3 separate regions of the Homo sapiens genome follow, and all the other regions are linked to region 2. The links are chromatin loops, found by intact Hi-C in ENCODE. Cell type or tissue: PC-3. All regions are shown on one strand. Each heading gives the region's core, and the rest is flanking DNA. Links, peaks and the distances in the headings are about the cores only. Region 1 overlaps PGM2L1 (phosphoglucomutase 2 like 1). Region 2 has its middle 25 kb from the start of KCNE3. Region 3 overlaps PGM2L1 (phosphoglucomutase 2 like 1).

Evidence for each region. A loop is a pair of places that touch in the nucleus more often than their neighbours do. Peaks named below come from ENCODE experiments on the same cell type or tissue, not always from the same donor. Only the 100,000 strongest peaks of a DNase experiment are listed, where the experiment ranks them.
Region 1: it touches region 2 in a loop (2.8-fold over the local background); 76 of 110 quality-filtered maps call a loop at or near these places.
Region 3: a loop joins it to region 2, with 7 times the contacts of the local background. A loop is called at or near these places in 99 of 110 quality-filtered maps.

The regions. Positions count from the first base shown.
Region 1 is chr11:74,366,951-74,378,196 of GRCh38, forward strand. It overlaps PGM2L1 (phosphoglucomutase 2 like 1), which reads right to left. Exons shown (of 14, transcript NM_173582.6): 2 at 7,465-7,632; 3 at 4,761-4,867; 4 at 3,952-4,036; 5 at 1,542-1,625. It overlaps LOC112268078 (a long non-coding RNA gene), which reads left to right. Exons shown (of 3, transcript XR_002957258.2): 3 at 1,115-1,781. Among named protein-coding and RNA genes, the nearest start is that of PGM2L1, 26 kb to the right of the region's middle. In PC-3, for the core only: no CTCF peak of the experiment used is centred there; a DNase peak (open chromatin) is centred at 4,911; H3K4me3 peaks cover 264 bases; H3K27ac peaks cover 2,300 bases.
Region 2 is chr11:74,436,674-74,447,919 of GRCh38, forward strand. No RefSeq gene overlaps it. Among named protein-coding and RNA genes, the nearest start is that of KCNE3, 25 kb to the right of the region's middle. In PC-3, for the core only: a CTCF peak has its summit at 6,628 (motif pointing left); DNase peaks (open chromatin) are centred at 6,078 and 6,578; H3K27ac peaks cover 1,374 bases.
Region 3 is chr11:74,383,202-74,394,447 of GRCh38, forward strand. All of the region lies in intron 1 of PGM2L1 (phosphoglucomutase 2 like 1), which reads right to left. Among named protein-coding and RNA genes, the nearest start is that of PGM2L1, 9.6 kb to the right of the region's middle. In PC-3, for the core only: CTCF peaks have their summits at 5,654 and 5,856; a DNase peak (open chromatin) is centred at 5,650.

The sequences.
Region 1 (11,246 bases), core at 1,465-9,464, 70 kb before region 2:
CCAATTAGGATGCTTAGGTTCAGATAGAAGACAACAATGGTTTAGAATGATGATTGGTAGAGGATATGGGCAGAGGTAAGTGTATTCAACTTCTATTTTAGACATAGCATCTGTAGAACCCGTTAGTAGATAAAATGTTAGGGAAAGGAAGTAATAAAAAATGATCCTTGGTTTTTGTTTGGGTGGGTGGTAATGTTAATTTACAGAGATAACAGACTGAAGGAGGACCACTCTTAGGTGTATATGTTGTGGGGGAATCAAGAACTCTGTTCTAGAGACACTAATTTTGAGGTGTCTGTTAGACATCCCAATGTATCAAGTAGGCAGTTGGCTATGTAGTCAGATGATCAGAGAAGAGATGTGGGTTCTTGGCTTTCTTTGACAGTGGACCTATAATTCCTTGCACTCTTTTATCTCTTTGGTTTTTATGACACCAATCTCGTTTAGTCTTTCAAAAGAAGACAACAATGGTTTAGAATGGTGATGGTAGAGGATATGATATGGGCAGAGGTAAACATATTCAACCTCTATTTTAGACATAGAATTTGTAGAAGACTCTCCTAACTCCAGCTTCTCTTCTTCCCTTCCTTTAAAGTTGATATTCCCTAGGGATCCATTCTTGACCTTTTTCCTTTCTGCTCTATACTCTCTCTGGGCTACTCATGCAAGTAAAGGATGTCCAAATAATCTTATATGCTCTAACATGTGTGGTGACCCACAACTCTATAACTTAAGTCCACATTTCTCCCCTGAGCTACAAGTCTATATATCCAACTACCTATAGGACATTGCTACCTGGTTGACCCAAACACCTTGAACTTAATATGTCCCAAACTGAATTAATCACGCTTCTTCTCTGTCCCTATGAATGGTAACACTGTTCTTCACTTAGCTGACCAGGGCCAAAATCTTACATTAGCATTTAAATCTTTCTGCCAGTAAGACAGAGCTCGGTATGTCTGCAGTCCTCCAACATAAGAAGAAAAACAAATACAAGAACACAGGCTTATGACCCACCCAGAAGCCCCAAATCGTGGTTCAATACTGTGCTGCATTCTTCTATTTCCCCTCCAGAGCCACTTTTCACCCTTCTCCATTCTGCTTTCTGTCACAGAGGCTGACCCATCAAGTGGAATCCTGTGGCCAAGAAGCAGCTCCGGCAGAAAGTCAGAGAGAGAGGAGAGTGAGGATAAGGTACCATTCCTCTGGTTCTGTTGTTGAAAACTCCGATTCATTTTTCAAGTACTTGCTGCAATGTGACTTTATGAAACGGTAGAGAGGATGGATTTAGGAAGGGATAGAGAAATCAAGGACAATTAGGAATAAAAGAACTAAAGAAGACATTTTTGTAATTGTACACATTGAGAAGTAATAAATACCATTAGGGATACACATTCTTTGAGGACCAGCCTCAGTGTTTTTAACTTTCTGTTCCCAATGTCTAGCTCTGCTCTCCAGTATAGAAAACATACTCAACACATATTATTTGAATAAAAAAGATGAACTATAAGATAAGCAAAGGTCAGGAGTCCAAGGTTTACCTTGTATCCATTGTCTTCCTTGCGGTTGTGAGAGGCAGTAATCATCACACCTGCAACTGCTTTGAGCTTCTGAACTGCATATGGCTGAAAAATAAATAACACCATAATTCCATTTTGCTTCCTAGCTATTTACACATTTGACATGAGAATAATTTTGATTAAATAACAGGAAAAGCATTATAGTATGATATTGCTTTTGTTGATACCCTCTTTATTTTCTATTTACTTGATTTTTCCTCATACCTTTATTATAAGATTTCCTTCCTTTTACTTTTTTGGATTTCTTCTGTTTTAGCACAAACATGTTAAGTGAAAGCCAACTTATTATTTTAAAATCTTTTTTTTCCTTATATATTCATTAAGGCTATACATTTCCCTCTAAGTAGGGCTTTAGTTATATCCCATAATTTTTGCTATGTATTATTTTCATTATTGCTCACTTTTAAATACCTACAGGCAGTCCTTGCTTTGCTCAGTTCCTATACACAAAATTACTGATACTATGCTTTTGTTAAAATAGCTCCAGTCTCCCAACAACACGTTCAAATTTCAGTTACCACGGTAATATTAGCCATAACTGCATCAAGTACACACTTGGCTTCTAACTCTTCAGTCCACACATCCCTACATTTATAACACAGCCACATCATGATGAGTGATCAATCATATCACTCTTCAAAAGGGTGTCAGTGATTGGTCACTGAGCATCTGTTACTTAGCGCTCACACAAACTGCAAAACATGTGGCTCTATTGCCTCCTTTTCTCCCAATAATAGACCCACATGACAGTGTACAAAAATGGATAATGGAAAGTGGGAATTGGCCAACAAAGGTGAAAGTGCAGCAAAGAAACAAAAAGGAGTAATAATAGAGAGAAATTTGAATTAAACATAAATGGAGTTATAGAAAAAATAAGTGGGAATGCTGACACTGCTGCCATTCAAGAGACTTTAGACATACTACCAGGGAAGTGTAGTGAAGGGGAACACATGGATTAAACGAGGAACGAGGCTGTAATGAGAAGGATGAAGATGTCCCAGAGGAAGTGACACCAACAAAAAAAACCTTCATATTAAAGGAACTCCCAGAGATATTTCACGACATTGAAATTAACAAAGGATAAGATGCTGGAAGTGAATCCAAACTCAGAAAGGTATATTAACAATTTGCCAAGGCACAGAAAAGATGCTTGCTTGTAATATAAATAAATTATAACCACAAGAAGCAAGCTCTGTTTATCTCCTGATAAGTTTTATTAATTTATTTATTTATTGACATGGAGTCTTGCTCTGCTGTCCAGGCTGGAGTTCAGCGGCACAATCTCAGCTCACTGCAATCTCTGCCTCTCAGGTTCAAGCAACTCTCGTGCCCCAGCCTCCTGAGTAGCTGGGATTACAGGCGTGCACCACCACACCTGGCTAATTTTTGTATTTTTAGTAGAGATGGGGTTTCGTTGTGTTGGTCAGGCTGGTCTCAAACTCCTGACCTCAGGTGATCCACACACCTTGGCCTCCCAAAGTGCTGGGATTACAGGCATGAGACATTGCCCCTGGCCTCCTGATAAGTTCTTTTTACAAAGAAATAAAGTACTTTAGTTATCAATGTTTCTTAACGTTTTAAATTACAATGTACTAAATAAACATTCATTTTATCATTGTTTTTTCTTTTCCCTATACATTTTTAACCAAGAGTAAGAGTGTTTTTAATGTTTTGGCAAAAAAAAATGTTAAAGGTCATGGAACAGTCATAATTTTTCTCATTTATGATTAAGATCATTTGGCATGGTTTTGGCTTGTACAGCTGTCTTTATAGCCCCCACGCTCCGTGCAAAGCAAGGACTGTCTGTCATTGCTAATCTGCATTATGTTATCTTCCTTAATCCATGAATAGTTTATGAATGTGTTTTAAAAATTCCAAACAGGGGAAGATTTATGGGCTTTTTTATTTCTGATTTTATTGCATGGGATCCAGGTATATGGCTTGATAAGCAGTTCTTTGGCATTTGCTGAGACTGTGATTCTGCTTAATAATAATGTAAATCCTATTGTCACTCAATAGAGAATTTTTACACACATACACACACACACACCCAGATCAAGCCTGTTAACAATGTGTTCAAATCTATCCTTCATCATTTTTGTCTGCCCAATGAATCAATTTCTGAAAGAAGATGTTAACATATTTCACTATAACTGTAGACTTGTCAACTTTTATAGATCAAGTTCTTAGCTAAGTTTAACAAATGTCTGTTGAATGAAAATAAACTCAAAGCAAAATTTGTTTTCCTTCCATTGGTCCCTTATATTACTCAATACAGAACTACATGCACAAAAAATATTTGAATCCTAGTTGATTTAAGAAATGTTTTCAAGAGCAGCAAGCTATATGATCACCAACACAACACACTTACTACAAAAGGTGTAGGAACATATCTTGAAAAAAGGTACACAGGAACATCTTTGGCCAGCAAGACTGCAGCAGTGAGTTTAGCAAGCCTAAAAAAAGAGAGATTTAACTTAGTCCTTTGCCTACCATACTTTTTAAAAACCAACCTTCCACATAAATGTTTCATATTATAATTAGTCTGAATAAATAGTATCCTAATATAGCCCTTTCTTATAATCACTGATTATTTAAACTTCATGCCCTAATTGGAAAATTTTAAATAAATAAGTTTTTTTAAAAGAAGAGTTTAACAACTAACATAATTGATATTTCAATTTCCTCTTTTTCCCTCATTCATCTTTTGATGGCTCTTTTACTAAGAAATAAAATCTGCAAAAGGCAAAAAGAATGGAAAAAGTGATATAAGAGACTTTGATAAACTCAATATGCATTATTACCCCTGAAGAAAGATATCACTACATGATTATCTATTTATAAAAACACCCTAAAACTAATCTAATAGGCATATAATGAGAATATAAGCTACATAATTACTACTACCCGGTGCCTTTGCCAAAATATTAAAGTTATAAGCTATGATGTCATTCTAAATATGAACTCTAAATATTTTAAATTTTTACTTCTTTCTGTAAAATCTAAAGCTTTTCTTTGAGATACTTTTTCTTCTATTTCAGCTTTAAAGTAAATATTAGCATGTGATCACATTTCTATCTGACAGTCTACTGTTTCAGAAATCCTACTACTAGACAAAAAAATGTTTTAAATATGTTTTATTCTATTTCAACTTAATCTTTGAAACAATTAACTTTGTACCTCTGGCTGCTGCAGCTGCTAGTTACTTGACCCCGAGTGTCATACCCAACCACAAAGCCTCTCTGCTTGAAGTCTGAGAAACATCTCTCAAGGTATTTGTACATCCCCTGAAGCAAATAAACACAAAAGATTAGTTCTAATGGATGCTTGCATTTCATATGACTCAGAATCTCTTATTTTTATGTTTGCTGTGCAGCTGACTGGCTGCTAGGGAAGTGGCTTCTGCCTTTATGCCCATGTTTACCAGTGTGGGAGCAATACTGTTCAATCCAGAAATGTAAGATGACAAACATGTCCTGGAGTTTCAGACACATTTAATACCATGGAAATACCGATTTAGTAACCACTACTAAACCACTAAATCCAATACAATAAGTAAAACATTAGGAAAAGCAGAAGAAACATGAGCGTCAATAAGCTAAAAAAAAAAAAAAGATTAGAAGAGCCAACATAAAATTGTTTCTTGTCTGAAGGCTCTAGAAAACAGAATTTTAATTGTCTTAAGTCCTTGCTAGATCATATGATTGAAGTTAACCAAAAGATTTGACCTATTTATGATGTAAACATTTTTAATCAGCAACACAGTTCTTCACTAGAACATTTCTTATGATGGATGATCCCATTTGTAATTCTTTGGTTTTAAAATCTCACAGAAAAATAACACCATAGACTAGGAAAATTTGCAGTCATGGATGACAAAATAATGAAAAAGTATTTCATATTGAAAACATCACAATGACAAACTAAAACCATTTAACTATCTCATGAATTATTTAACTTTAATAAATACTTTAATATCTAAAAATAACATTTTAACATTTTATATTATTACAGTCCTTTAAAATTAGTTCTACATAAAAGATGGGACATGTAATCCTAACACCCTGAAAAGAAAGAAACGCAGACACCATTTCTAATTTGGTCTCTTTCAATATTTCTTTTAAGAATAGGAGACAATAAGATTAAAGCTCCATGTAATGTCATGCCTAAGGCCATTCATTCAACTAAAACTAAGTTATACTGATTTATTGAAGACCTATTATATGGCAGGCACTGCTAAATAAGTATGTGGTAGCACCAAACAAAGTCCCAGTGACTTCTGGTGCCTGAGTCTCTCAAGTACAATTAATTTCCCCAACCTATAAGCTATGAGTGAGTGCATGCTTAGTATATCAGCTGGATTCAACAACTTATTTCTCATGGTGATACTATCCTAAAACCTCATAGACCCTCATATTAATCTCTGCTATCAGAATGCATCTTATTTCTCTATATGCATTAGGTTGGTGGAAAAGTAATTGTAGTTTTTGCCATTAAAAAAAATGACCAAAACCTCAATTACTTTTGCACCAACCTAATAGAGTGAAAAGGGCTAGGGCTTAAGAATCAGATTCCATCCAGCTTTTCCACTTCACACCATGGAATCCCAAATCCAGTGAAAATGTGCACTTCTGTAGAAATTGCTTTTCAAACACCTCCCCCACCCCTTTTTGTAAAGTCAAGAAATCTTTACTTCGAATCAAAGCATATGAAGAGACTAAATGTATAAGAAAAGAATGAACTAAAGCATCTCTGGTTGAGGAATAGGGGGAGGTGTGGGTGAGGAAGGAGGGCAGGTATTCTACCTATGTAACCATCCTGTCATTCCTTCTCTCCTACCCCTGCATTAGGCCTTGGCTTTAGAGAATTCTCTCAGAATAAGGTTAAAGATGATTTACTGTTTGGGAGTATCAATTAGAATTATGTCTACTGAACAATTCTCTAGCCCAGAACTATTTTTAGTATAAGCTAAATACATTATTGGCCTCAAAAGTATAGTTATTTGAAACAGGATGATTCACTGCAAAGAGAAGCAATTTGTTTCTAGAGTGAGCTGCATAACAATGGAGAGAAGTAACACAAATTATATCATATTACACAACTAATATTAACTCTCATGTGGATATAGAAAACCACATAAAGGATATGTGATAGAGGAAAATATTTTCAACTAAATTTTCCAAATACTCTGGTTAACCTTTATAAATGGCCATATGCCAAAATGAGTAATTATTTTCTTCTATCTAAGTTTGTTTCTTTGTATTAATTGGATATGCTAATATACATTTCTTGGTTTCAAATGCAAAGCAACATTGTTAAGAAGTTGACAATGGCAACCAAAATAACGCTTAATCAGAAAGTCAGTCTGTGACCATGAAGATACATAAATGACTTCTAAAATCTTGAGCAAGACTAAAGGTCAGAATTGAGTCTACAGTTTTTACTTACATAACAGTAACTTCTGGGAAATAAAGTTTTGTGTGTGTGTGCGTTTAGAATGGCACTACCTAATTTATAAAGCCAAAAAAAAAAAAAAAAAAAACCAGACTGAGAAAAAGTACACTTTTTTTTTGAGACAGAGTCTCGCTCTGTTGCCAGGCTGGAATGCAGTGGCGCGATCTCGGCTCACTGCAACCTCCGACTCCCAGGTTCAAGCGATTCTCCTGCCTCAGCCTCCCGGGTAGCTGGGACTACAGGCACACGCCATCATGCCCACCTAATTTTTGTATTTTTAGTAGAGACGGGGTTTCACCATGTTGGCCAGGATGATCTCGATCTCTGGACCTCGTGATCTGCCCGCCTCAGCCTCCCAAACTGCTGGGATTACAGGCATGAGCCACCATGTCCAGTCAAAAGTACACTCTTAATACTTTATAATACTTACCTGTGTTGACTGTATTACTGTAAGGTCATTAATATAGCAAAACCCTGCCCCCATGGCAGAACGAAGTCCTGCAGTCCCAAAAGTCATTCGGCAACAAAGACGATCTCGCAGCTCCTTGTTCATCCCATTCCGTAACAGGTTTTCAATCTGCTCTTTTGTTTTGGGATTCTATAAAAAAGAAGTATTAAAACTTAACCAGGAATCCAAGCAGAGTCCTAATATTAAGCCCTTCTGAGGGGTCAATATGTACATATCACAAGGTTCAACATTCAATATAAATTCCACAGTGCTACTTCTTTGTATGTATAATAAAATAATACCTGCCATTCACTGAGTCCCCAAAGGAGAAAGGGCCTGTTGAGGGTGATTTATATATCTTTTAATTTTATAGTATTTGTATAGCATATCAAAGAATGTTCTTTTAAAATAATTGATATTTAAGAGCTTTGAATCCAAAATAAACCTCTTAGTAAAAAACGACATCAATTAAGTTAGAGTCTATGTTAGGTTTCAATCATAGTTCACTGTAACCTCAAACTCCTGGGCTCAAGTGATCTAGCCTCAGCCTCTTGAGTAGCTGGGACTACAGGTATGTGCCACTACACCTGGCTAATACATTAAGTTTTAAGAGAAATAGAGACACTACTGGATAAATACCATCAAAACATGCCTACCAGTTACCTGCCTAGACCTCTGCAATTCAAAATGAATTCTACTCCTTAAAAATCACAGAAAACGATTCAATTTATCTATGGCACAAGTTGACCATAAAAACGTTTTATGTGTTAAGTGTGAATTTAATTAAGAATGAGAATACAAATTCATTCCAAACACGGTTTGTGAGGCAGTGCATGCCAACATCTATATTTGGGATTCTGTATTTCATTGTCGTGTACTTTAACTTATTTTCATAAATCTCAAGAATACCTGTCACTGAAAATGGTGCTTCACAAAAGAATATCAAATTTCAAATAGAAATGCATTTATAATAACAGTAAGACTTACATGGAATTTTCCAATATTTTCTTTTTGGAAAAGTCAAATATTAAGGAAATAAGATGAAACATAACTTCTCTCTTCAAGATTAATATGAATTCAGTCCATTCTATTTGCTTCTTCAACATCCATAGTATATACAATGATAATGAATATTCAGAATAATAAACCAGTGCACATAAAAGGTGCTAAATATTACAGTATATTTGTCCTTAGAAATACATAAAAACATATTAATATACAATTTAAACAAAATGGTTTTCTGGTTATAGTAGAAATTAAAGTAACCAGAGTACATGGCCAAACTAATGAGAAGTTGAATGAGATTAACTGAAATTTTAATCTGCTTAAAACTAATGGATGATATATAAAATCCAGACTCAAGCAGTTTCTGTTTCATAAATGGCACACACTAACAAATAACCTACATAAAAATATGAATAGCTATTATGGAAAAATATGAATAACAATATCTGGGATATTATCATGTCTAAGATACCATGATATTTCATAGAGAGGCCAAAGAGAGTTGAAGAGGGCTAACATTTAAAGATGGGCATAAGAATGGCAAAAATTGAATAGACTCTTCACGTTTAGAGGGTACATAGCACTGTAATACCCTGCTAGTAGGAATGTAAACTGGGATAGTCTTTTTACAGTGCTTTTACAGCAAGTATCAAATTTTAAATTGCACATGCCTTTTGGCCCATAGATTTCTGTCCACAAAAATACCTTCACATGAACAATAACATTTATTCATATAAGAATGTTCACTGCAGCATCTGTATGGATAGTATTATTATTAATATTACTATTGTGTAGACGAAGAAACTAAGATTTAGAGAGGGAGCCTAGTATCACTGAGGTGGCATTGGAAATTTAGACAGGATGGGAACCTAGGCTGGGCTGGCTCTAAAGCCTACACCATCTCACTACAGACAAACAAAATAATTGTGTTGGGGTGTTAATAATGCTTCTGATAACAATTTAACTCCAGTTACAAAGCAAAACGATATTCCTTTTTATAACAAGTATAGTGTGTGTGTATATATATATAGTATGTATATATAGTATAATGTGTATATAGTATATATGTGTGTATATATACAGTATGTATATATGTATATATGTAGTATGTATATATATCTAATGAGTATATATGTGTATATACACATTATGCATATATGTATGTATATATACGTATGTATACACACACACATATATAAATGATCCAGCAGACATAAATGCTGTTGGTTACTGAGTATACTTCCTAATGTTTAACTGCACAGCTACTAGAGTAGGGCCTAAAAATTCCATTCCCAGTTACAGACTTCACAACCAGTACTAACCTAATTCCTGGTTGTTGAAAAACTGGTAAGTTAGAGAAAAATAAAAATGAATAAAAAATCATGATATACTAGACATAATAAATACATTTGTATGGCAAAAAAAGCTAAATAATTATGACAACTGGCATTTGAAATCTACTTTACACTCAGATTTCTCCCCTATTTAACAGTGAGACATTAATTTAGATGTTGATGTTATAAACTTTTAAAAATATAACCTAAAAAACTATCTATGCAGCCATAATTATCACATATTCTCCATTCAGATGAACTTACATTTGTATTTTTTTGCTAAAGTCAATATATCACTACGATTTTATAAACTATAATATATGAAGATTCTAAAGAATTATAAACTAATTATCATTATTATTATTTCTTTTTTTTTTTTTTGAGACGGAGTCTCGCTCTGTCACCCAGGCTGGAGAGCAGTGGCGCGATCTCGGCTCACTGCAAGCTCCGCCTCCCGGGTTCACACCATTCTCCTGCCTCAGCCTCCCGAGTAGCTGGACTACAGGCGCCCGCCACCACGCCCAGCTAATTTTTTGTACTTTTAGTAGAGACGAGGTTTCACCGTGTTAGCCAGGATGGTCTCGATCTCCTGACCTCATGATACGCCCACCTTGGCCTCCCAAAGTGCTGGGATTACAGCCGTGAGCCACCGCGCCGGCCAACTAATTATTTTTAAATGAAATTTTTATGTAGAACTCAGGTATAGTAAATGAAAAGGAGAGCAGAAGAGTATATACAGTGTTTTCATTTCTATAAAAAGAGGTATGTGTATATTTATATATCATCTAGAAGTATTCCATGCAAATATAAGAGACTAAAAATAGTGATTACCTCTGAAGGGGATATTAGGCATGGGGTTTCAAGTAGAAAAGTGACTTATTTTTATTGGATAGCCATGATGCTGTTTGGATATTTTATGTATATATCACTTTTTTATGGTTAAAAACTAGTTAGGTATTCATGATGGCTGAGAAAAACCACTACTTGTGTGTCTATGTGAATAATTTTTTACCTCACAAATTGCTCTCCTTTTCCCATTCACAGAAAGCTACTGATAAGATCTGAATCTATAAAACATATATTGGCTTTCTCTCAAATGCAAATTATTGTTTGCTTTCTGAATGTGCTCTCTTATTTACAATTCACTGATTACTTGGGGGTAGAAGCCTAGTCAGGAAAAAAAAAAAAGAGGAGGAAGACAGTAGGAAAACTATTTGACTGACCTGCTTTGAAGAAACATACATACCAGGCTGGGCACATTGGCTCATGCCTGTAATCCCAGCACTTTGGGAGGTCGAGGCGGGCGGATCACCTGAGGTCAGGAGTTCAAGACCAGTCTGGCCAACATGGCGAAACCTTGTCTCTACTAAAAATACAAAAATTAGCTGGGCATGGTAGCATGTGCCTGTAGTCCCAGCTACTTGG
Region 2 (11,246 bases), core at 1,693-9,692:
TCTACTAAAATACAAAAATTAGCTGGGCACAGTAGTGTGCACTTGTAGTCCCAGCTACTTGAGGGGCTGAGGTGGGAGGATCGCTTCAGTTGAGCCTGGGAGGTGGAGGTTGCAGTGAGCCAAGATTGTGCCACTGCACTCCAGCCTGGGTGACACAGCGAGACTCTATTCCCCTCACACCCATAAATAAAAAAAAAAAAAAAAAAAAAAGAGAAGAAAAAAAATACAGGCTTTTCTCCACTGCCCTGACAAAACCCAAAATATACAGGTCATTATAATCAGTCAATACAAAAGTACTTATTAAGCACTTTCTGGTGTCTCCTACTGTACTAGACACAAACATAACCATAATAGTCAGTGTGGATTATCACAGAGAAAGCAGGCTTCTATGCAACTGATTAGTCAAGCCCCAGGCATTTGTTGTGCTACCTTCAAGGCCTTATGAGAGCTCCTACCAATGTATAGACTTTTATGAGTTGACTGTGATAAGGAGGAAAGCATTGAAGGAAATGATTTTATGGGTAGGAAATTTGGCAAGGTAGGTTTTGTAAGTCGACTGTAGAGAGCTTAGGACATCTGTGAATCTCAGTGTTTCTCTTTCCAGCCCCCTGGAGATGAATACCCTACTTTGAGAAAACAGTAGCTGGGTTCAGTTAAATAGCAACAGCTTTTGGTAATCAAAATAGCATGGAGAGATGGAGAAAGAAGCTTCCTCCTGCAACTTCACAAAGCTATTAAGAGTTAACTACACTGAGTAATCTCAGAGTCTAAGGCTATGTTGGTTCTCACACCAACAATGTCTGTAAAAGTTAAGTAATGTTTTCTAAATACATCTCTCTCCTACCCTGTCCCATCCTGAGGTACAGCGCAATGAGTAAGGGAAGGGAGGGAACAGGCCTGTGTGTTTTGATAAAAAGTGACACTTCACAACTTTAAGGCCCACTGGCCTAAGATAATGAGTATGGAGTACCCAGACTTTTCATGCATTGTTTTCTCCCACTGTACCAGAGAAGTTCAAGGAATGAGTCACTTTTTGGTCTACAGAGTTAGAGCAAGTATATAAGCTTGGATCCTGTGATTGTAAATCCAGTTTGTTTTTTTCCCCACTGTTCCATAGCTGCTTTATGGAACATTGTCCCCAGGGCCCTAAAAAGGAGTAGCTGGGAAACATGCATTGCTTTCTATTCTGAAATTCTGAATACTACTGAATTCTATTATGTGTAGGGCCCTATAATAGAGCTTCAAGATAAATATATGTGCACATGTTTACACATATGTATGTCTATATTAAGGTCCTTGGTTTTATTAGTAGTTTTAATCTACTTAGGAAGATAGGACATATTCATAAAAGAATTTAAAAAATAAAGTTCTGTGTGCTTAGCCCCAAATAAGTGATTTAGACCACAGAAGCATGGCAAGTAATGTGTTGCTAATATTGAAGATGCAAGTTTTGCAAATAATTTCCCTTTAGAACAAATAAGGATAATAAAGACATTCTCATTCACTTGCATGTCAGTATGCCTTCTTAAATTGGGGATAAAGAGGTAGAATTATGACACCAACTAGACAGAAATTACAAATTGTGCATAACAATAAATAATTTTACATATAAAATTAATCTATTAGATTTTTTTTTTCCTGTCGGGATGGGGAAAAGCCTGAAAATAGTTAATTTATACATAGAACTTTGGAATTTCCTAGGACAGACAATTATTGCAAGCTAATAATTTTAAAAATTGTATAACATGAGACAGAAGAGTACAGCTGCATCTTGATTGGAGTGAGGGATTTATGTGGACTGTAGGAGATTATGGGGAGTAAGAGGAAGGCTTCACTCCAGGCCCAAGAAATGCAACGGAAACTAACATTGGAAAAATGGTGGTTGTATGGCAGGAAGTTTTTACATTATCTCATTTAATAATTACATATATTATCTCATTTAATACTTACAAGAATCTGGGACAATTGGGATTGCTCTCTCAATTGTAAACACAAAGAAACTGATCTCAGGAGAGAAAAAGTAAATTGTCCAAGGTAAGCCATCTAGGAAATGAGATAGATTAAATAAAGCCACAAATTCTTTTCAGCTCTTCTCATCAAGACCAATATTTTAAAAAGCTGGTCTAGCTTTTGGGAGGATGACAGTCCACATAGAAGTCACCCCAGTCAAGCAAGATATGTGAGGTCATGGGCAACCTTCCAGCCCAGCCAGCCCTCCTGCTGAATGCAGCAGTGTGAGCAAGCTCAGGTGATACCAACAGAGAAGCTGCCCAGCCAGTCCATGTAATCATGAGAAACAAGAAATTGCTGCTGTTCTAAGAGTCTGTGTTATAGAGTGGTTTGTTATATAGTAATCGATAATTGAAAGAGCCAGACTTTGACTTTAGGGCCTCCTTGTTCCAAAGCTGATGTTCTTTCCATAACACATACCACCATTTTGTCATCTATAACATAGAAGTCTTTGATAAAATAATCTATAAGTCTCCTCTGAATTCTTCATAAAATCATATTCCAGACACACAGAATTGGAAAAGTCCAAGGTCTATTCGGATAACAGGAAGAAGGCAGTCTAAACAAGACAGAAGGTTGCTGTAGAAGTAATAGAAGAGTCTTTTTATTTTCTTTTTTCTTTTTTTTGAGACAGGATCTTGATATATTGCCCAGGCTGGAGTGCAGTGGCATGACTGTGGCTCTCTGCAACTACTATCTCCTGGACTCAAGGGATCCTCTTGCCTCTGCCTCCTGAGTAGCTGGGATTACAGGCATGTGCCACCACACCCAGCTAATTTTGTATTTTTAGTAGAGATGCGGTTTCTCCATGTTGGTCAGGCTGGTCTCAAACTTCCGAACTCAGGTGATCCTCCTGCCTTGGCCTCCCAAAGTGCTGGGATTACAGGTGTGAACCACCACGCCCGGCCTAATTTTTGTATTTTTTAATAGAGATGGGGTTTCACCATGTTGCCCAGGCTGGCCTTGAACTCCTGAGCTCAAGTGATCCACCCACCTCAGCCTTCCCTAGTGCTGGGAATACAGGCGTGAGCCACAGCACCCAGCCAAAAGAAGAGTCTTATATAGCGTAGTGATTCAGAGCAAGAGCTGGGTTTGAATCCTGGCTCCACCACTCAGTTGCTTTGTGACTTTGAACAAGTCATGTAACCTCCCTGTGCTTTGATATTCCCATCTGTTAAAGGGTAGTAGAAATAGAACCTTTCTCACAACCTTGTTGTAAATGAGGTAACATATGGAAAAACTTAGGACAGGGACGCCAAGTGGACTGAGACCAGAGGCAGAGTGTAACCTGCCATTGAGGTGAGGGAAATGTCACAAAGGCAGTGTTTGATGCTGGTGATGAAGTTTGCCTATGGCAGTAGCACAGCCCTTCCAATCATGTAAGAGTCTGGGAAACTTTCGTGGATGGACTACTGAATATTTTTTTTGGCATCTCCAAGCAGAGAAGGCTTTTATTATAGTGATAGATGGTATAATGAGTGCTTTTAGGATAACAAATCCTCAACAGCTACATAATGTCTTCACCTATAAAGTATTTCACATCCTTTTGTCATTTGATGGCTACTGTGCAAATAATTAGGAACCACAGAGTCAGTGTTCTAGTCATTCATTCAACAAATATTTATGCAACATTTCCTGGAGGAAATAACGGTAAAGGGAATAGGAATGACCTCTGTTCTTATAGAAATTATAGTAGAATGAAGAAAAGAGACACAGTAAGCAGGCAATGATTGTCTAGAGTGCTAAATATTTTACTGGGGGAGGTGTGGAGTACTATGAGTTGCATATAGAAAGTATTCCTCATACATATTTTATATTTTACCATCTGAAATGATATGGTTTGGCTCTGTGTCCCACCCATATCTCATGTCAAATTGTAATCCCCAATGTTGGAGGTGGGGCCTGGTGGGAGGTAACTAAATCATGGGAGTGGTTTCTAATGGTTTAGCACCATCCCCCTAGTGCTGTCTCATGATAGAGTTCTCACAAGATCTGGTTGTTTTAGCACCTCCCCACCACCTCTCCTGCTGGCCATGTGAAGATGGGCCTGTTTCCCCTTTGCCGTCATTGTAAGTTTCCTGAGGCCTCCCCAGAAACAAAAGCCCATACAGCCTGCAGAAGCATGAGCTGATTAAACCTCTTTTCTTTATAAATTACCCAGTCTCAGGTAGTTATCTTTAGCAGTGTGAGAATGAACTAATACGTATGGGGTACTATGAGTTGCTTATAGAAAGTATTCTTGGTATACATTTTATATATTACCTTCTGAAATAAAGTGATCTAAATGGATATCTGGAAGGTAAGTAGGAGTTAGCTAGGATGATGCCTGCAATTTTGCTACAAGTTAAGACTAGCTTAAATAGTGAACTCCTGCTAAAGAGCATCCTACTGCATCAGTAGGATGGGATCTCTGGTATTGGAATTTCATTCCTGATAGCAGAGGATAAGAAAACTGCTAGCTGACTGGGATCCAGAGGTGACTAAATAGGAGTATAGTGAAGCTGACCTTGATAAATCCTCTTAAAAAGTGACCCAGAAAGACAAAAGAACCAGAAGAAGGTGAGATTAAGAGGTGAACTACATCTCTTAGGTTATAAACATGCAGAAAAACAAAGGATGGTATAATAGAAAAAACACAAGTCAGATGACCTACAATCTGATCTTGTCTTAACCATGAACTCCCTTTTAGTGTATGATGTTAGATAATAAATTTTCCCTCTCTGGGACTCTGGCTTGTCCATTTATAAGATATGTGAGTTGGACTGCTTAAAAGGAGACAAGAAGGGGATGCTACAGTACAAGAAGTGAAAGTGGTCAGACATGTAGTTCACAAACATTGCTCTCAAGCCGCAACCTGGCCAAAGCACAGAGGAATTTAGGACCTGACTTTGAGCAGGTGAAGTCATTTGCTATCAATCCTAGGAAGGGAATAAATTTTTCTAGACACAGGGCTCACTTCTCTGGTTATTTATTGCAGGTCTGCAGAGGAAAGCACACTGTGAGTTTACTTAGTTGCTTGTCCCTCTCCTGCACTTGGCACCCTTCTGTTCCCTTCCTTCTATTATAAGGAACTCAGGGTATATGAAAGAATGGTCCTAGAGGAGCACAGCCCAAACCAAAGCTAATTGATTGCTAATGGGAGGTCTCAGTGGGGGAATGATCTTTAGAAAATTGTAGTGGAAATCCTAGTACCTAGCCTTTCTTAGAACAGTACCTCCCTTCTTTTTGAACACTGATCCCCCACTTCAACTATATAGTTCCAGTAGGAGCTGGAAATCACAGAATCTCTCACCCTTGGCACAGGGATGAACATGTCTCTTCCAGCCAGGGCCAAAGAGAAATTTTGCAAATTAGAGGTAAGGGGAAGGGCTCAGTCCCCCTCAGATAGCAAAAGTGTGAGATGGAGCCAGGAGGTATCGGTAGCCACATCCCTTGCAGTGTGGAGGAAGCCAGTCTGTAGTTGGTAGGCTGACAGATGGGGTGTGGTGGGGTGGGAGGTGGGGTGGGGATCGGGGGGAGGACAAGCATGCAATCTACCTTGTGGCATTATTGTGCCTATTTCCAGTTGTCCTGGAGGTCCAGCTATAACTTTACCCTTACTTATATGAAACAATAAATGTGTCTTTTGACATTTTGAGATTTCTACCCTTAGCAACCAAAAAAGTATTGCTTGACCCAAAAATCATTAGTTTTCTGCCGGAGGTGACTACTTAACTATGTTCAGATGTAAGGTCACTCCTGGTCCTGGACCCCTTGTAGTCCAAGTTTCCTGGAATGGCCTATACTTCCCATGTGTTCAATATTTTAATAAGTTTACCAAGTAATACTTCTAAACTACTCCGCATAATGACCCTCTGAGGTGGACAGGGTAGGGTTATCCCTATTTTACATCAAAAATACTGGGGTGAAGTGACTTGCCAACATCGTGTAGTAAGTTAGAGGTAGAGCAAGGACTCAAACCCTGGACATGACTAGTACTCTATTATGACAAGCTCTCTGTCCACTTAGGCAAGAGCGTTGGAATGGCTGAGAATATGTTGCTTATTCATTCAACAAATACCATTGAGCCTGTGCTCGGGCCAAGCGTTCTGGGGCCCAGAGTACAGTGTCAAATGAGACACAGCCTCTGACTCACAAAAGCTGATAATCTAGACTGTGTATACACTAGTAAAAAGGCAATTAGAATAAAGTGTGGTAAATACCATGGTAGATGGAGTCCTTCTGGAACAGATAGGAGGGGCACTAAACCTGTTCTGATAAGAATTAGGAAAGGATTCTCAGCAAGGTCACTGCCAGTCCAGTACCTTTTTGTGAATCAGAGAAAAAAAGAGTGCTCTTTCCTTAAAACACCAACTGCCGGGACATTTTTATAAAAGCATATAAACCTGTAATATATTTTCTGTGATCAGCACACCCTTGGTATGTGCAGCAGGCAACCAGTTCAACTGTGTGTGGCACCCTGCTTCCCAGAGGAAATAACATTGAAGCTGAGATCCAAAGGGTGAGTGTGTGTTAGCAGACAGCCTACCTGTCGGCTCCAGGCCTGTCTGAGAATTGGGTCTGCTGCCAAACATGCCATTATTTATTTAGGCAGCACAGCCCTCCTGTGGCTGCTCCTATGTCCTCACTGACACCACAATCCCTTTTTTCTTTGCTTCAGTCTGGTCTCCCATGGATCCCAGAGGACTCTCTCCCTGCAGGTTATTCAATCTCCCTAGACCTGTTTGTCTACCAGGGACTAGATTAAGAGTTTGTGTTTCTGGACCGTAGCCCTCAGTGGTGCTTAATTCAAAAAGAAACCCCAAGAGAAAACCCGATCCTCTCTGGGAGGGCCCAGCCTAGAGGATAAAGTATCTAAAGGCCTAGGGATTGTACAGCCTTTTCCTGATTGGCTGCTAATTATGTTCTTCTCTTGACTGCAGTTTTTCATTTCGTTTTGGTTTATCTGTGGCATTTTCTGAGCTCAACGAGAGAAATAAATAAGAAGGGAGCATGCAACCCTGTTGTTGTTAGAATCCTAAAATAGTAGGACTGGGGGAAAAAAAAACAGTATGCTCTCCCTTCCCAGCATTCTTATCTAGGTGAAAACAAACTGCGAATGCAGATTTAAAGGGGAGTAGAAACGGCTTTTATAAGAGAAAACTGGAGGAGCGTTCAGGAAAGGACAGAGACAGTTCCATCTCTTTGCTTTAGTGACATTAGGGGTTCATGTGTTGACGGAATGTATATGAAGCTCAGATCTTTTAGAATCAGCTGACAGGTGGAACTATTTTCCTTCCCAACCATCTGCACACTCTGTAAAGATAGAACAGCGTCACGTTTCAATGCACTGGATGTCTTGATCATGAAATTACCTCTACTTTAGAGATGTTACTGGCTCCCATTCCCAGATTCCCCCGCCTGTTGTAATGCTTGCTATGATTAGGTTAGGTTATTAGGTTGTATTATATTATTGCTCCTGAGTTCACAGGAAATTCTTTTTTATCCTTCCCCCGCCAACCCCCCCCCGCCCCGCCGCCCATTTCATACTAGGCTCTTCCAAGATTATTTTAAGGAAGGTTGTTCGATTCCTAGACTGTTCAAATGGAAGAATTTTAGGTGTCTGGCTTAGCTCTGCAGATTACAGCCAAGGAGCACAGGCCCAGAGGGGCATTGAGTGACAAAGGTCAGCTGAGGAGTTAGCAGCAGAGCTTAAGTGTCCTCTCCAATGTTCTTTCTACCACTGACACTATCTCTTTTTTGGCAGGTGATTAGCCTGGGATGAATTCTGGCACGGTTCTGAAAAGCGTGCTGTCTTTCTTCTTCTAGCTACAAATTCCTCTTTTCCAGTTCCTTCCTCTTCTGTCTTTTCTCCTTATATTTTGAATCTCATCCAGCAGCCACAACAGGTGTTGGGCCTGCCTCTCAAAAAATCCTACAGCTTGGCTGGCAGGGTCCTAGGGGTGGAGCATGTCCTTGCACCACCCAGTTGGCTGCCAGATCAATTTCAAGGTCTCTCTGGTAGCCTCCAGGGCCAGTTCTACTAAGAAGCTCCTCCCTCCTTGGAGCATCCAGTGATTGGCATGTAAACTCTTCAAAAGTCTGCTCTGAGCGCCTCGTGTGAGGAATATTTTATTGCAAACTTAAGCTCCCTGAGAATTGTTCTCTCGTACTAAGCTTGACACAGTGTTAATCTATAATGGAGGCTGTTGTTGACAATCATGGTAAGAAAAACTCACTTGTTTACCTGAAACCTTCCCAGACTAGTCCTTTTTCGCTTCGATTGTTCCACTGGTGAGGGTGGGGCTGCTGCTGTGCCAAGTGCAATACTTTTTGTACACTCAACAAAAAATTGTAATAAATGTACATTTGGGGCTCCGTTTGAGCTTAAATTATGTCCACTTTTGGAATTCACACAGGTGTGGGTATTCGTGATATGGCAGCCACCAGGAGTGAGCTGTTCAGGTCTCCCACAGGGAGCCTGCTGGGAGAAGAGCAGTTAGTGGCCGGCCTCAGGCAGCAGCACCTTTGGGCTCTCCTGCAGTGTTTACACCCCGGTTATGCTCACCCTGGCCTTCTCCCTGCCACTGACCAAGCTCTGCAGACGTATGAAAGTCAAGCCATTCCTGCCCAACATGGGACTCCTGTAATGGGCAGTCTCTGCTCTGGGGCTCCTCATCAGCCTGGCTGAGACTTTCTCAGAGCTGCATTGAAACCTGACGCTCCTCCTGCCTGGTCCTTCTTCCTTCCCTCTTTTTTTCGCTGGTGTCAGATCTGCATCACCATCTGAGGCTCCCGCATCTACTCCTGCTCCCTCACAGGCATTCCCCGCCCCAGTACATTTCTGGCACTTCTCACTCCATTTTGGCATCTGCTTCCTGGAGGAACCAATTGGGCATATTCGACCTAGTAGGCCCAACTCACCCAAAGTCCATTTTTTGTGAGGGCTTTGGGTCTCTCCTGGGAGAGAACTCATCTTAAGGAAAGTAAGGAGATAGGCAACATGGATCCAGTAATAGAATCTTCAAAATCAAGGAGGAATGAGCCAACATTTAACATTAGGTTTGTCATACAGATTTGTTTCTTGACCTTGCTGCAGCTCAGGCTTAGGAATTTGTAGAGGGAAACTGGGGTTAGGAAGGAATCAGCAAAATATAGAAGAGCTGCTTTACTGAAAGCAAAGGACATAAATATTACCCATTAGAAACCCATGTGACAAAGTATAGCACGATGGGGAGAGAGAGTTTCCTCACCTCCATGCATTCCATGTAACAGATGCTATGTACTGGGAACTCCAGAAGTGTCCAAGTCACCTGGCATCTCATCAATTCAGCATGTGAGAATCACTCTCCAGGCCTCTCAGAAATTAAGAGGTGCATTTCTCAGGGAACTAGGGTCCTTGGTTAATAGGCAGAGGCAATAGGTCGCAAAACTGTATATAAATTTGAATCACAGACTATTATAGCTGAAAGGAACTATAGTTCCTTTCCCTATAGATTCTGTATAGATTTCATCCATCCATATAGACTGGATGATCTATAGTAATCATCCAATCTGCTGATTTTCAAACTACATTCCATAGAGATTCTCAAAGTCCTGGGGGGAGAGTGCTACAGATGAAATAATGGTAGTTCAACAAAGGGAGAAATTAATTTAATTTGATGCAAGAAGGTATTTGATAAAAGCAAAGTGACGAGCTGATGAATTGATCAATTTAGGTCAAACAGCTAATAAATGAAGGTGCTGAGATAAGAATCCTGATTTCCCAGCTTCTTATGTGACTTTATAGGGGACTTTGGCTATTACTTTTGCAATGTGATGTCTGTGAGCAAATTACCCAGAATGGAAAGAATTTTGGGATCCTAGTGTATGTTTTGTCTGTGTTCTACTCTTGGGAGAGAGGCATATTGCATCTGCCTTATGGATGCAGCTGGGTGACTCTAAACAAGTGTGCTTTTCCTGGAGTCTGGTTTTCATTATCTTTATATCCTCAGGCTCACAAGTCAGCTGGGACAGGGATGCTGACAGAAAGGACTAGTGGAAATAATATATTTGCTTCTAATTTAGAATAAAAACAACCACACCCCACAGATCAAAACCCATGGAAACTTCCATCACCCTGGGGCAGTGTTTAGAGTGGCATTTCTGAAAGAGTTCTGAGAGACGCTTAATATGCTCCTGCAAAAGGGTCCCACATCAAATACTTTTGTGCAATGTTTCATATTATATCCCTGTCTTGGAGACTCCTGTTGCACATAAAAGTCTCTGAAGAGCTCTGCAAAAGATGTCTCTTTAATCTTAATCCAGTGTTTTATAAACTTGCTTGTTGATGGAAACTTTTATACATGGAATATCTATTATCATCATATAGAACACAGGCTTTGGAAATGCTGGGTAAAGACCACTGGCTAGGAACAAAGGAGGTCTGGTTGTGGTCTTGGCTCTGGTACTAAGTTGTGTTCCCCCCCTCCACCAAGAAGGAGTCTTGCTCTATTGCCCAGGCTGGAGTGCAGTAGGGTGAACTCAGCTCACTGCAACCTCTGCCTCCCGGATTCAAGCGATTCTCCTGTCTTAGCCTCCTGAGTAGCTGGGATCACAGGCACATGCCACTGAACCTGGCTAATTTTTTAATTTTTAATAGAGACGGTGTTTCACCAGGTTGGCCAGGCTGGTCTCGAACTCCTGACCTCATGATCTACCCACCTTGGCCTCCCAAAGTGCTGGGATTACAGGTATGAGCCCCCGTGCCCGGCCCTGATTTGCATTTTTAAACTCTTCTTTGGACTCCAGTTTCCTCATCTGCAAAAGGAGAGGGTTATAATCAGTGATCTAGAGAGAAAAAGGACTACAATTTATTGCAGACCCACTCTGTGCCAGGCTGTGGATGTGCCACCATGGCCTATGCTTACAAGGGCCCCCACACTTGGTTTAATACTCTGCTGTCACCATCTTTAAATTATCGGTAATTTTTGAACAAGGTGCCAGCATTTTCATTTTGTGCTGGGACTTGCATTTTTGCACTTGTTCCATGTGACATTATCTCTACTCTTCATATTAGTCTAGAGAGAATGTGCATATATTTGTGATATACAGATATGGAAGCTGAGAATTAGGTTAAATAAATTGCTCAAGGTCATATACAGAATGAATAGCAGAGCCAACATTCCAAGCTAGTCCACCTGGTTCTAAAGCTTTGCTCTTCCCTCTAGACCAGCTGCCAGTGCAAACATTCTATGATTCTAAGATTCTTTTGTTCT
Region 3 (11,246 bases), core at 2,054-10,053, 53 kb before region 2:
TACATTAAAATAATGTATTAAAAAATCACAATAGAATTTTAATATGCAAAAACACTTAGATATATTAAGGGAGTAAGTATATAAACCATACATGCAATACAATTCCAAATTTGTAAAATACACATAAATGCACAGAAAAATAAAACTAAAAAAAAATGTGATTGTTCCTTATATCTTTATAGGGAAGGATTACTTATGTAATCAAGGAGAAAAGTTTACAGAATACAAATTAACCCCAAACTCTTATTTATTTAAAATTTTACTTTATTTTATATTCCAGATACATGTGCCAGTTACATAGGTAAATGTGTGCCATGGTGGTCTGCTGCACCTATCAACCCATCACCTAGGTATTAAGTCCCACATGCATTAGCTATTTATCCTGATGCTCTCCCTCCCCACGCCTCCCAGACAGGCCCCAGTGTGTGTTGTTCCCCTCCCGGTGTCCATGTGTTCTCATTGTTCAGCTCCCACTTGTAAGTGAGAACATGCGGTGTTCGGTTTTCTGTTCCTGTGTTAGTTTGCTGAGGATAATGGCTTCCAGCTCCATCCATGTCCTTACAAAGAACATGATCTCAATCCTTTTTATGTATACATAGTATTCTATGGAGATATATAAATAAATATATATATATATATATAACATTTTCTTTATCCAGTCTATCACCGATGGGTATTTGGGTTGATTCCATGTCTTTGTTATTGTGAATAGTGCTGCAATGAACATACGTGTGCATATATCTTTATAATAGAATGATTTATATTCCTTTGTAACCCCAAACTCTTAACCTGTGGATTAATGTCATTCATCAGTTTAGGAAATTTCATAGTAACTATCTCTTTCCTCTCCTTAAGAGATTCCAATGAATAGCATGTTAGACCTTTTCCTGTATCATCTTATGTCTCGTAGCCTCTCTTTTACTCCCCCACTCCCCCCGCATCCTTTTGTCATTCCATGCTTTGTTCTGACTATTTTTCACTGACCTATCTTGTAGTTTGTTAATTCTCTCTCTGATTCCTCTCTAAAGTGTTGTTAAATTTGTTCATTGAATTCTTAATTTTGGTTATTGTATTTCTTCAGCTTCAGAATTTCTATTTTTAAAAATTTACTTTTTGTATTATTTTCATTTCTCCACCAATTTTTTTAACTTATGAGATTACTCTTACTTCTGCTCTCTGCTCAATTTTAATCTTTTTTAATCTTCTTGATCTTGACAATCTTAGTTATTTTAAAGTCTACATTTGATAAATATAGGAGCCCTTGCCGGTCAGTTTGCATTATCTGTTGTTTCTGCAGGTTCTTGTTTATGTTGACTTGCTTCCTTATATGTTTGGTTATCTTTGACTCTGTACTATTATATTTATATTATTTTTGTAATATTAGGTATTATATTTAAAATATTATTAGTAGGAATAATTTGGAAACTAAGATGAAGCTACCTCCCTCCAGGAAACTTGTTGTTGTTGTTGTTTGTTTGTTTGTTGTTTTGCTTTTCTTAGGCATCTGAAAGCACTAGCAATCTAGGTTCACTTTAATCCAATTTCCAAGCCATCCAAATGACTCAAAACTGGAATATAGTCTGTATGCGGAGTGTTTACTTTGAGTTCACCAGTATTCACAGGGCAGCCCTTTGGACTTCTAACCTAAAGTAAGAGTGTTTTCAGGGTCTCCACCCGCAATAGGGCCTAGATTCCAACTTTTGTCCCGCTATACTAGCAAGGCTAACAAAAAGACTGACAATCTTCTTAGCTGCCTATCCTGATCAATAAATGTGCCCTGGGCAAAAGTGGCCCCCTAAATACTAAACTCAGCTCTCTGAATTTCTGTCTTCTTCTAGATCATGGCCTGGAATTTCCTTCTTCTTCCAAATCTTAAACTGGAAACTCTTGACTAACATTAAATAACACCTTCAAACAGATTTTTAAATCTATATTTTGTCTGTTTTTTCCAGTTGTTGGAGGAAGATTGTCCAAATTACCTCATCTGTCATTTCTAGAAGCAGAAATCTTTCTATCCTACAACACTGCACTATATAGTATGGCTTTACTACACTTAACTTACATGTACTCCACTATATGTATTTAGCCCTGCCTCCTAAATATTAAAATTGTATTTTGTGTATGTGCTCTATTATATATGGCACATTACTACATATGTTACATATTCTCATATATTACTGTGTAAGGATAGATATTTGAAATCATGTATCTTGTAGTTCTTGGACAATTTAAGGGTTTACAAGGGTGATTTTAAAATTTTATACCATTATCATTATTTATTGACTTTGGAATCTAACTCCTAAGTAAGACAAGACTCCATTATACCAGAAATGTTCTCATACGGAAGTTGCCTATTTGGGATACTACAGAACATGTTTTTATTCTGAGTAGGAGCTTAAATAAGATAATATCTATATTTCTGTCAACTGAGATTCCATAGTTTTATGCTTAATTTAACGTATACTCAGACAAAAGATTCATGGCTTGATGTTTAATGCATATTTTGAAATGGCGAAAATACTACCAACAGGAGAACCCTGCCCATCAGCATAAAAACCACCAAGAAAGGAAACAATAATATGCTTTTTCTTTTTCAATAAAGCCCAAATTCCATATTCTTCTGAAATTAGGCTACAATTATGGTCTGACAGCATTTCCCAGAAGTTAAATATCTCTGTATCATGTATATGTCATCTTTACATGTTATAGAAATAATCTAAGGGAAAAAATTATATGCAAAATGATGCTGTCAGCATTATTCAAAATAGTTTTTAAAAATCAGAATACTTTAAGACATCCAGCAAAAAGGAAATGGTTAAATATGATATATTTACCAAGTGAAATACTATGCTGTCAATAAAATTATAATTATGTTCTACGTGATAAAAATTACATATATAAATTCAAAAGACAAACTGAGAAAAAAACATTTGTAATACATGATACATCAAAGACTTATTTCTTTGGCATTAAAACAGGAGAAAAGATTAATAACTCAATAGAAAAGCTAGCAAAAGATATGAATAGTTCATAGAAAAGGAAATACAGCTATCTTTTAAGTATATGAAAATATACAACCTCACTTATAAGAAAAATGGAAATTAAAGCTAAAATAAAATATAGTTTTTATTTTTCACAATGGCAAAGAAAAATATTTGATACTGCATGGTAGAGTCAAGAATTTGAGAAAGCAGGCACTTTTATATATTATTGGTAGAATAATACATTGGTGCACACTCTCTGTAAGGCAATTTGGCAATATCTGTCAAAAAAAAAAACTTTTTTTTTTTTTGAGGTAGGGTCCCACTCTGTCACCCAGGCTGGAGTGCAGTGGTGCCATCACAGCTCACTGCAGCCTCAACCTCCCAGGCTCAAGCAATCTTCCCACCTAAGCCTCCCAAGTAGCTGAGACTATAGGCACATGCCACCATGCCCACCTAATTTTATTTACTTTTTGTAGAGATGAGGTCTCCCTATTTTGCCCAGGCTGGTCTCAAACTCTGGGGCTCAAGCAATCCTCCTGCCCTGGCCTCCCAAAATGCTGGGATTACAGGCATGAGCCACCACACCCAGCCTCCCACAGTTATCTTCATTTAAGTGAAAAACAAAATGATATTTTAACTGAAAAAGAAAATCAAACAAAACCCTAGTATTCCTAGATATGCCTTGGTTACTTTGAGGAAAGGAAGAAGGGAGGAAAATGGAATCAGAGAGGTGGGCATGTGAATTTAAATTATAATTTCTTTCTTTTAAAAGATGTGATTCAAAGTTAGCAAAATATATGATTTAACGAAATGGGAACTATCATTTTCTGTCTTTTTAAAAAGAAGACAGAGATCAATTTGCTAGTGAGTCTTATGGCTTCTTTTCCTGATTTTCTCACAAAGCAAACATCCTTATGTAAAACTTTTATATCTACATTTCTATGAGAGTTTCCAGGATCCCCTCCACAACTCCATTCCATCTCATCCTAATTACATGCTGCAGCCAGATTAATCAGCCAAGAATCAGCAATAGAGTTCAATTCTCATTACATCAAATGTAAAAATTAGAAAGGTTGGGGTCAGATCCCAAAGGGCAAAGGAGTTTGAAACCTTCTTGGATTCAAATAGTCCCCTCTCTCTACACTTCTCTGAGCCTGGGTTTGTGCATAGGCTTAAAAAAATGGAAATAACTACCTCAAACAATCCTTGGGAGAATTAAGAGACTTTCTACATGAAAGCATCTAGTAAGTACCATGTCTGGTACATGATCACTCATAAACACTAGTTTTCCTTCACCTATACTTACTCACCATAGTAGCACAATACATACGCTATACTTAAGAAATCTGTTCATGGTTTCTGCATGCCTCCTGCTCAGTTTCATTTCCCTGATCAGTGTCATTTTCCATTTTATGATTCTACTGTGCCCATTTTAAATTTTTGCCCCATATCCATTATCTATTTGTATCCTACTTACCCTTCAAGTCCCAGCTCAAATTCTACCTCTTACAAAAAATCTTCCTGACTTTGAACTCCTATTGCCCTTAAAAGCCAATGTCAGACAGTTAACCACTTAATTTTTATTTATATTTTAAATTTTACTTTATTATGAATTACAGTAACACATTTCTCTTATTTTAAAAATACTAATAATACAGATAAAGCTGCAGACATCATTGACCATTACTTTCATTCCCAGACCCCACCTTTAGAGGTGCCGCTTACAGCTTGTAATACATTCTTCCAGACCTTTACTACACATCTACATACTTGTAAAATGCAGTTTTGCTTTAACTCTTTTTTTACATATATGGCATCAAATTGTACATGTTGTTCTATAACTTGCTTATTTCATGTATATCTTGCACAGAGGGCCAAATACTGCATGATTTCACTTATATGAGGTATCTAAAATAGTCAAATTCATAGAATTAAAGAGTGGAATGATGGTTGCCAGATGCTGGAAGGGAAGGAGGAATGGAGAGTTGCTAAGCAAGAGGCATAAAGTTGCAGTTAAGCCAGATGAATTCATTATAGAGATATGCTGTGCAGCACTGTACCTACAGTTAACCATACTATATTGAATACTGGAAAATCTGTTAAGAGGGTAAATCTCATGCTAAGTGTTCTTAATATGATAAAATAAAATTAAAAAAAATATAAACCTATACACCTATGTATCTATATCTCTCTTTATATCTATATATCTTGGAGGTCCTTTTAATACATATAGAGCCATGCTATTCTTTTCACTCCAGAGTGTTCCAGTTTATGTCACCATTTATTTATTCATGGACACTTAGGCTTTTCCCTCATTTTTACCTATATAAATAATGAAATATTTCAGAGAGAAAATGACGTGAAAAAATTCTGAAGCAGAAACACAACATAAAACCATTACTTACGTTAAAGAGGTTTTCTAACAAGGTAGACATTAAAATGTCTTTGAATCAGAGAGATATGGTATTTTTCATTTACCATATTATAGTCTTCATACTCTTTAAGGCATTAAATATGACCATTTCCATTGTTTTGTTTGGTAAGATACACTCCTCATTAAATGACTTGGTGTAAAAGATCTCATGAGGATTGGTGACACTATCTCACTGCCTTCCTGTCTATTCTTCACCAGCATAGAACATTTTCTCCATTAACTCCCGATACTAGAGGGCAGCAGCCTCAGTACTAATTAGTAGTAATGCAGACCACAGTTGACTAATGAAAACAATACTCCTTCAGTAAAATCTGCACTAAATTACTAATCAACCTTTTATTTTGAGGGAAAATATTTCTAAAAAGCCAAACAGACATAAATTAGGTAAAAACAGGTTTCTCCATGAGACAAGCCAATTGTGCTGTCTCTCCAAAAGGAAGGATGAAAGAATTCTGATTTAGATTATCCAGGGATTATCATTGAAATCTAAGCTAATGTAACCAGGTGTGATGGCTTGTGCCTGTAGTCCCAGCCACTCCGGAAACTGAGGTGGGAGGATCACTTGAGCCCAGGAGGCTGCAGTGAGCTATGATCACACTGCACTCTAGCCTAGGTGACAGGGTGAGACCCTGTTTCTCTACAAAACAAAACAAAACAAAAACCCTGAGCTAATGAAATATAATAAGATGTATATTCTTTTGTTAATTCAATGTATCTCACAAGTAAAACCTGGAAGAATCAAATGATGATAAATTCCTTTTTATTAGATTATCCATATTCTTTGATTTTTTTAAATAAGAGGAGAGGAAGAGACAGGAAAAATACTTTTTTAAAAATTTATTTTTTTTGAGATGGAGTCTCGCTCTGTCACCCAGGCTGGAGTGCAGTGGCGCGATCTTGGCTCACTGCAGCCTCCGCCTCCCGGGTTCCAGTGATTCTCCTGCCTGTCTCCTGGGTAGCTGGGATTACAGGCAAGTGCCATCACGCCCAGCTAATTTTTTGTATTTTTAACAGAGATGGGGGTTTCACCATGTTGGCCAGGCTGGTCTCGAACTCCTGACCTCAGGTGATCCGCCTGCCTTGGCCTCCCAAAGTGCTAGGATTACAGACGTGAGCCACTGCGCCCGACCGGGAAAATAATTTTAGATCAAAGACATATCCGAATAGGTTTCTAACGGCCTTGTAGAAAACTTGAAGGAACTGGCCGGGTGCGGTGGCTCACGCCTGTAATCCCAGCACTTTGTGAGGCCGAGGCGGGCGGATCACGAGGTCAGGATATCGAGACCATCCTGGCTAACATGGTGAAACCCCGTCCCTACTAAAAATACAAAAAAAAAAAAAAAAAAAAAATTAGCCAGGCGTGGTGACGGGCGCCTGTAGTCCCAGCTACTCGGGAGGCTGAGGCAGGAGAATGGCGTGAACCCGGGAGGCAGAGCTTGCAGTGAGCCGAGATTGCGCCACTGCACTCCAGCCTGGGCGACAGAGCGAGACTCCGTCTCAAAAAAAAAAAAAGAAAACTTGAAGGAAGTAAACAAACAGCTTTTATGAAAGAAAAAAAAAAAAACAGGGCAAAGAAGTCCCCCAAATAACAAACAGAAGTGCTAGTCTACCTATTTTGAAAACTGTCAGGTGAGACAGGAAGAGCTTTCAAATATGAATCACTCCTTTTCAAATATATCTATGGAAAAATTACTACACTGTGTAGTTTTTCCACACCATCTTCTTTCAGTAAGCAATCTACATTTAAGGTTTCTTCATCTTTTCACAGCTTGATAGCTCATCTCTTTTTGTGGCTTGACAGCTAATTTGTTTTAATCACTGAATAATATTTGATATGCAACAGTTTGCTTATTCATTCACCTATTGAAGGACATCTTAGCTGTTTTCAGTTTCAAGTACATTTTTAATTTGAAGAAATAAAAGTATAAAGATTTTTGGGTCAAGATGAAAGACTTAAACACTTGTCTCCCCTCCCTGAGAACTTATTACAGTGATAGTAAAGGAACGAAAGGACTAAACCTACAATGTAAAAAGAACTGGAGGAAGGGATCAGTGGGTACTGAAGAGTAGATGCAATTTCCACGTACAAAAAGTAGCATGAAACAAAGTGCAATAAGCCCAAACCCAAAATAACTTGATAACATGTACATTTTGTTCTATAATCAAAATGAAATCTTGTCTTCAACATGGATGAACTATGAAGACATTATGCTAAGTGAAATAAGCTAGTCATAGAAAGACAAATATTGTATGATGCCACTTATATGAGGTACCTAGATTAGTCAAATTCATAGAAACAGAAAGCAGAATGGTGGGTGCTAGAGGCTTAGGGGACGAAGAAATGGGGAGTTATTTAATGGGTACAGAAATTCAGTTTAGCAAGATGAAAAAGTTCTGGAGATCTGTTTTTCTTTCCTTAAGATCCATCAATTAATTGTTCAAAATGATGCCCCATTTTAGTTGGCTTCATTTTTAGACCATAACTTAACTTACTCAGCTTTGTCTTTCCTTGCTTATTTGGGTCCTTCATTCTTTCCTTCCCTCCCTCCCTTCCTACTTTCTTCCTGTTTTCCTCCTCCCTCCCTCCCTTCCTTGGGTAACTGCTTTTTCTTTTCTGTTCTTTTTTTTTTTAATGTTGTTGACCAGAAACAACACGCCATCTTCACCATATTACTAACATCTTCCAGCTTTTTACTATTTATGGCATAGATGCTGAATTCTTTTTCAAGATATATTTCTGGAACCCCAGTGTGGATCAGTACACTATTTTCATCTAGGATTTCTTTACATTGGATTTCTGGGGAAGTTACTCCACATCAACTTCCTCATATTTCCTATTTCCTTTTGCTATGTTTCCTCAACTTTAACGTCTATATTTTCTATTGCATTTGGCAGGGGTGGGGTGTAACGTTTTTTTCTTAATTTCCAAGAGCTCATTATTGTTTCCTGTTCCTTTTTCATAGCATATTTCCTTATTTGATGGAATAATTGTCTTATTTAATCAAAAAACATTAAGTTCTTGTGTTCCCTGACTTAACTCAGTTTTTTTCCTGTATCCATTGCTTTACTTATTTTTCATGCAGCTTATTTCCTTTTTATAGTTTGATCGTTAGTTAGTTATTAACATCAATAGATTTTTAGCCGCTGGTACCCAACATTCTGTTTTCTGTTTCTGTGTATTTGACTACGCTAGGTACCTTATATAAGCTGGTATGGGTTTTCTCTGTTTTCATGTATACAATATGTTTTCTGCCAGTCTCCTCTTAAATAGAATGGCCAGTTGGAAGCCCTGTTTGTTAGTTGCACTTATTGTCCTGCAAACTTTGCTAGCATTAATTATATTGTTTAAACTTTTGAAATAACTAATGCTAATAGCATAACTATCAAAATTTAGGAGACATAGAGAATAGTGAGTGAATTCCCATTTTTTATAGCACAGGGATATATTTGACAGATAATATCTAAAGCTTTAAAATACATCAAGAAATAGTGCTTCTAGTATATTACTTAGTCTTTTCATGGTAACCACAAAAATAACTAAAAAGAAACTTAAAATGACTTATAAGGAGCAAACTGAGGAAAAGAAGAGGCAGTTAGGATCATTGTTTTCCATTATAATCCCTTCTGTACTATTTTTTAAAATCATAAGCATGTATTTCTTCAAAAAAAATAAATTGCAAATAAAATGATGAAAACAGGAGAAAATGTAGGAAATTTGGAAGTATAAAGAAAAAAATGAATTTGAATTCTAAAAAGAAAAATTCAAATATTCATTTATATGTACTAAATTTCTTGGACAGAAGGAGAATACTGTGTTGCCAAGGAGACCAAAGCAACTGTTCAGCTCTTAAAAAAAAAAAATCCATGGCAATTTATTCTGCATAATATTACATCCTACTCCAGCTTTATAAAAGCCAATAAAATAGTTTTTTTTTTTTTGAGACGGAGTCTGGCTCTGTCGCCCAGGCTGGAGTGCAGTGGCGCGATGTCGGCTCCCCTGCAAGCTCCGCCTCCCGGATTCACGCCATTCTCCTGCCTCAGCCTCCCGAGTAGCTGGGACTACAGGTGCCCGCCACCTCGCCCGGCTAATTTTTTGTATTTTAGTAGAGACGGGGCTTCACCATGTTAGCCAGGATGGTCTCGATCTCCTGACCTTGTGATCCGCCCGCCTCGGCCTCCCAAAGTGTTGGGATTAGAGGCGTGAGCCACTGCGCCCGGCCAGCCAATAAAACAGTTTTAATGAGGGCCTTGAAACTTAGTTTATGTTGTCACTAACATTTATTAAACATTTGGTTTATGGAGTCTACCCTAGTGATAAGAATACAGTAAAAGTCAGATGACCTAGGTTTGAGTCCCAATTTTACCACTTAAAAGCCGTATCTCCTTTAGCAAGTCACTTTTCTTTTATGAGCTTAAGTTTCTTTACTTGCAAAATTGGGGATAACTACTACCTGCCTAACACACTGTTGCTATGAATAGCAAATGAGACTTAACAGCATTTTACCAAAGTTGAAACACTACAAAAATAAATTCAAGGAATAAGGACTAGCATTTCCCAAAAGTAATAAAGCCATATGTGTATACTGTGTACTCTTCATTGATTAAATGCCAAATTCAGTATTAGAAAAATGTGAACAAAAAATGTTATATAAACTAGTATTATAAAAATTGGATTGAACTAGGTGGCAGATCCAAGCTCCCATCTAAGCTCCCCAACTGGATAATGTCCACAATTTCTTTGGGTCTCTACGCAATGACCCTGGAGTAGACCACCTTTGTACAGGTATGTCATAGGTGTATTTCCCATCACATAATGATGACTTAAAAGGAAATTCACTCACCATCTTTTCTATCTGGGCTACATTAGGAGGCACAGAAAATCATGTGAGTGACATTGGAAAAAAAACTTCTACCATTAGACTAATGTGTGAATCACTGGCTTAGATTGAAGTATTTTATTTCCATTTTCAGGCTTTTTATAAGCCTACGCTACCTTGAACTTTACATGATACTCTTTCTCAACGCAGACCTACATTCTGAGACCACAGTGCTCTACTTGCTATTTCTTAAAATGCCGTGGCCAATTCCTGCCTCCACATCGTTGTTGATATATAGGAAGTTCAACACCTTTGTGACAGCTGCTATAGCAGGCTGAGCAGCTCTAGCCTGTGTCCCAGCTCTATTCCCCATCCAGCCACTGACCCCATCCACTTTGCCAGTGCCTAACATCTTACATATAGGACTGCTTTTAAAAAGAAAATTCACAATGGATAAAGAACAGGACATATTATAATGAGAGAACCTGCTTCTGGGCCAGCAAAACTGGTCTATAATTTGACAGAATGTAAGAAAGCACTGAAAAAAAAAAAACTAGGAAGGAGGTGAGTGACTTAGCCCTAGAGCATAGAAGGAGAGAGCACTGGTAGTAGAGTCATCTGTTCGCTGCCTGGAGGAGAAATGCCTTGATCTAGGACTTGTTGGGTTCTAATGGTAGGACAGTCCCATTGTGGAGATGTGTGCATTTACTTATTACAGGTTGATGCTGTTAAATGTTTGTGTCATATATCTGACTCCCTGTGATTTGATTTCATGACCACCAAAAATCTTCTTTTGACTTCTCCTATGGTGCATCTAGAAAATGCCCTGAATAGAAACAAATCTACTTAGCTATTACATCTGTACCATACATTAATAAAACATTCTGAATTCAGACATCAGTTTCTGTGGCATTGGGCACAGTGAGTACATCCTGAGACAAGGTAGGCTAACAAATTAGGCTGAAGGCTCAGGAATGGAAGGTCACATTCTGGACTTGTAAATTTACCAAC